Regions from separate parts of the Mus musculus genome. Here region 1 is linked to region 2. A link is a loop called in an ENCODE intact Hi-C map of the cell type or tissue named here. Cell type or tissue: gastrocnemius. All regions are shown on one strand. Region 1 overlaps Pde4d (phosphodiesterase 4D, cAMP specific). Region 2 overlaps Pde4d (phosphodiesterase 4D, cAMP specific).

Region 1 (2,500 bases), 400 kb before region 2:
TTGCTGGGACTAAAGATGCTTACGACCATACCTCAACTGTAGGTCAGTTTTTAAACTTTGTTTTACTGGTAAGATATTAAACTGAATTTTGGGGGGTTTAGTATGCACATTTTATACACTTATTTTAAATAATTCCTATCTTTTGGCTATTGAAGAATTTAAGCAACAACAAAAATGTTGTCAAGTAAATTGTACTGTATTCCATAATCTGGATAAAATCAAATGATTGCTATTTCGGCGGACAGACAAATGGAATGAGACCGACAGATGGATGGATGGGGGCGGGACAGTTAAGCAGTACTTGAAGCATTGACACTATTCTGTTTCTTAACTTTCGTTTACTATTATTATTTCTGCTTTAGATATTACTGCATATATAGTATGCCACATTTCCAAATGAGACTGAGAAAAGCAACCTCCCCCAGGCTCTGGCTGCCGGCCTTTGGCCTGCTGACTTTTAGCCTATAGTTTTGCATACGCAGTTGTGTACTCTGTTGTAGTAAATGCCACTGAAGACACACAGATGTGAGTACTAGAACTCTGTTTTGGTTTGTGGCAGGATAAAGATGGTTCTCTACTTAAACGTTAAAAATATCTTCCACTCTGTAAGCTACATATGATCCTGGCAGAAGCGTAAATAGACATTTCTCAGATGAATCTGTCACACATGATGTTGCCCTGAGCCTGGGTGACTAAGAGACATTCTTCATAGAAATGTCCCTCAGGACACGCCCGGGAGGGAAGCAAGCCTTGAGAGAGGAAGAGGAAAAAGAGGAAAAGGGTTTATCAGAGCCCCTGGGTGAAGGGTCAAGTTCCTAGATTCTCTTGTGTTCCAGGGCAGCTCTCTGCATAGACTCAGGCTAGCATTAGAAGCTACAGCCAGAATTCTCTTGCCTCTTTAAAGCTTATTATTAAAGGATCTCTACATTTTCTTCCAGACGGCTTAGGCTTAACAGTTAAAGGCATTGCTTTCTCTTCAGCCACCTCCAGTAAGTGTGTAATCGCTTACAGTAACAAACAAAGGAATGATGAAAAAATTCTAAATCTTGACAATGAGCAGTGCTAACACTCCAGGAAAATATTGTTTATGGATTAGGCCACAGCATGGGAATATCCACACACACAATTCTCATGTTCTTCGGGGTGCTTTCAAACATTTCTTAGCCAATAGGATTCACTGATGTTGGCAGGAAAAAAAATTATGCTGGCTTCATTAAACAGTTAAAGTGAATGAGTAAAATGTTTTTGGATTTATTATTATTATTATTTTTTTTTTTTTGGCCAGGCTACGCACAGCCGATGCCACTGGGTGGCAGTACAGCACAGGCTGTGACATACAGGGAGCGGAGGCTATGGTTTGTCTTTGTGAGGTCAAAGACTCTTAGGAGTCACTTCAGGAAAAAAACAAAACCAAAACAATTAGTGGAAAATTATTTACAGGATAAAAAAACGTTTCCTCTGTTGAAAATCAAATCTCTTTCCAAGTTATACTTCTATTAAAATGCATGAAGTGATTGCTTCTCTGTGTCAGAAAGTTCTGGGTGATTTCATAATGACACGGTCTAGTAAGAATGGATCTATGTAGAAGGTTGCTAGCTGTAATTCATTCTGGTGACACACAAGTTGTGTTTTGTTTGTTGATTTGTTTGTTTTATAAAAGTGGAATAAAAAGCAAACGAAAGACAATGAACTTTCCCCATTGCCCCATGTAATCAATGAACTTGGCCACAAGATTACTGCTATTGGGGTGGAACAGGAAGGGATATACAGGAGCTTAAAACTATATTGGTGATGGCCTATTCCTAACGGAGCACTAATTCTCTGTTGTGGTAAAAATAGCCACTGTATTCCCCCTCCCCACCCCCACCCCCCGAAACTAACTGTCATAGTTTGGAACAAGAAAGACAACACAATTGTTCTTGTTTTCAGAGCAGACATATCTCCTGCCTCCAAAGGGGACAAGGATGCTGGTTTCTAGGGTTTGAACGCTTGTTACCAGTTTTAGGTTTTAGAAAGCAGTCAAAACCAGTGGGGCAGTGGAAAATAAGCAGCTGACTGGCGAGCCAGCTCCCCTGCACAGCTTTTACTCATTTCTGTTCATCAGCCCTAAGGACTCTGGCTAAATTGTTGCTATGTTCAACAGGAAGAGATGAGCAGTGGACATGAGGGACAGCTAAAGAGGATTCCTTCATGTCTAAGAGAACACACTGAAAGATTTGAGCACAGAGCAGAATCATTCTAAGGTAAAACGTACAAACTAATTAAAGCTGGCACATTTTTTTTTCCTGTGGACTGGGGTGCCTCTGAGCTTTTATAGAAGTTCAAAAAGTTCAAAACTTAAGACTAATAAAAGAGTTTAGATGTTAGCTAGTACCTAAATCTGGTTATGATTTGGACATTTGAATAATAGATGGATTCTGCAGGCTCTGTTCTGATAAGTAAACCTACCCAAGATGTTCAATAACAGATGGATTCTGTAGGCTCTGTTCTAATAAGTAGA
Region 2 (2,500 bases):
TTGCAGAGCTCTAACAAATACTTGATGGGCTAAGTGACTGAGACTGAATCACTTCGTAGATAAACAGACCCACCAGGTCCCTGTGGATGAATACGTGGCTGACATGTCTACATCTTTCCTTCCAAGAACTAGAAGGACAAGGTGAACGGAAGAGAAATTAAATGCTGTGTCACTCAAGGGTCAGAATGAAAGGCACAGGAGAGGCTTGTGTGGCTGGATGCTTGGCATCTGGATATCAGGAAAGGAAAGTGAAAAATTACTTTTCAGGTTCTTCTGAAGAGTGAACAAGAAAAAAAAAAAGACAAAAACGAAAACCACAACTGAGAACAGCTTCTCCCAACTCCCAAACCCTCAAAGCAGAGCTTCCAGCATTCTCTTGAGAGAGGGTTGAGAGTCTTCATAGGTTAGGAACCCCCTCCCCGCCCCACTCTGATAGTCTATTCAAACATACTTTTTAGTACTTAGCTTTGTTTTTTTCTGACCCGTGTCAGGTAACCCCAAGTAATTCCGCAACATGCCTAGAGGTATCAGTCACAATGAACAAGCCATTGATTTTAACATTCATATTGATCCCACCAAAGGGCTAGTTCACAGCTACAGCACACATGAGATGGTCCAATTCCTGCTTTAAATGCTCTGGTCCCTGCTTTGGATCCTTGGGTTCTGATTGCTTCCTATACCAGCAGTACAGTGCCTACACACAAGCAAGAATGTGATTAGAACATTGAAATAATCACCCCTTAACACTACAGGGCAAACTTCTGGAGGTGTCAAGACTTTATTCTAGGGAAATTTTCTGTCCAGTGCTCGTAAGCAGTTTGTGTCTACTAACTCATACTTCCAATACAAAGTATATGTTTTGTAAATTGTTTCCATGAAAATTATTTGAACTCTATTTATTTGCCTTTTTTTTCCCCAAAGATGGATGACAAAATTGTTTTCTCACTTTTCCTTTCTCTCCAAATTCTCCTTCCCAAAGTCCACTTCATCTTCTAAAATCAGAGTTACCTGGCAGCATCTTTAGATTAACTCAACACAATTGTCTTTTGTTTTTCTAAGATGAGCAGAGTTCTGTAGTTATACATTTTTTTTTTTGGAGGATATCTGGAATTCAACCTCAGGGTTTGAGAACACCACCCCACTCCCACCCACAATGATGCTCATTTAGATTATAGGGCCCCTTTAGTTTTCTTCTGTGTATTTCATTTAATGAAGTACAGGTAACTGGCAAGGATACACACAGTCACATGAATGACATAAAAGTTGCTTGAAAGATTGCTCAGAGGAAGTCACCACAAAGACCGAGCTTTAAGCAGGGGTCCCCAAAATCACACAGACGACAGCTATATAGAAAGATGGTCTTTATTATTTCTTCAAACTCCAATCCACCACTCAGCTATAAGAATGCCTAGAGTATCCCCTACTGGCCAGTGTACTCCATGGCTAGTGACAGGACATGGGAGAAAGAATGAGTTCACTGCTGCAATTACAGTACCAGGGGCCAAAGCAAACTTCAGCAGCCCTATTTCGGCCTTTGCATTTCGTTTCACGATGTTGTTCCTGCAGGGGTTCTCCTCAAGGTTTAGCATGCTTTACTTACTCTTGCAAAGTTTTCACGAGCACGTTGAAAAATTTAGCTTCCGAGCAAACTAAGTGGCATTTAAAATCAGCAAATAAAATTAATTTTTGCTCATGTTAAGTAGCTTTTGCCTCAGAGGGCAAGTTATCAGATAACATTCAAGAGCTCTACTTACGGTTGCGTATCACTTATACAAAGTGGTTATGTGCATTGAGTTTTAGACTTCCAAATACTGGTGTATTTTTAATGAGATAGATCTGAGGTGATACCTAAGTCTAAACACAAAACATTTGTTTCGTATACATCTTATACATAAATCCTGAATATAATTTTAAAAATATTTTTAATGTGCCTAAGATTTGGTTACAGCTTTGTCACATGAGGTTGGGAGTGGAACGTCTCTCTAGATGCTTTACGTCGTTGGTGTTTAGAAAGTTAGATGGAGGACTTGGGGTTTTAAAACTAAAAGATGCTAAATCCTTACCCGTCCCAAGTTAAGGGGTTAGCCAAGACCCAGATGAACAAAATGGCGGCGGCAATGTCATTAGGATGTTGATTTCTATTAACAAAAATGAATAAGAAAGCAAGCGGGATGCTGAGAATTCAATTCAGATGCCCTATATTTTCTCTCCCTACCAAGTGTCACATAAGACATGAGACTTGCATAAACAGCATGCCATTGCCTTCTTTATCACATGTTTATATAGCAAGAAATTTGCTTCTATCCTCTGAGATAAAACTAGGCAAATAAACATGCGCTTCAGTAAATTACTGTCAAACATAATTAGCTTCCATATCGAGAGAGATAGGTAGAACTCGACACTGTCCAGCATTGATCACACATAGAAGAACAGTCTCATGCCCTTGGCCTATTCCATCTCTCTTGCCTCATTTATAAGTTTGTAAGAATCAGAGAGAAAT

What was found. Peaks named below come from ENCODE experiments on the same cell type or tissue, not always from the same donor. Only the 100,000 strongest peaks of a DNase experiment are listed, where the experiment ranks them.
Region 1: it touches region 2 in a loop (4-fold over the local background); 5 of 42 quality-filtered maps call a loop at or near these places.

What each region holds. Positions count from the first base shown.
Region 1 is chr13:109,758,207-109,760,706 of GRCm38, reverse strand. All of the region lies in intron 5 of Pde4d (phosphodiesterase 4D, cAMP specific), which reads right to left. Among named protein-coding and RNA genes, the nearest start is that of Mir1904, 140 kb to the left of the region's middle. In gastrocnemius, a CTCF peak has its summit at 1,313 (motif pointing right); a DNase peak (open chromatin) is centred at 1,325; H3K4me3 peaks cover 1,676 bases; H3K27ac peaks cover 2,368 bases.
Region 2 is chr13:109,355,384-109,357,883 of GRCm38, reverse strand. The region is part of intron 3 of Pde4d (phosphodiesterase 4D, cAMP specific); the gene reads right to left. Among named protein-coding and RNA genes, the nearest start is that of Mir582, 32 kb to the right of the region's middle. In gastrocnemius, a CTCF peak has its summit at 1,428 (motif pointing left); no DNase peak of the experiment used is centred here; H3K27ac peaks cover 1,550 bases.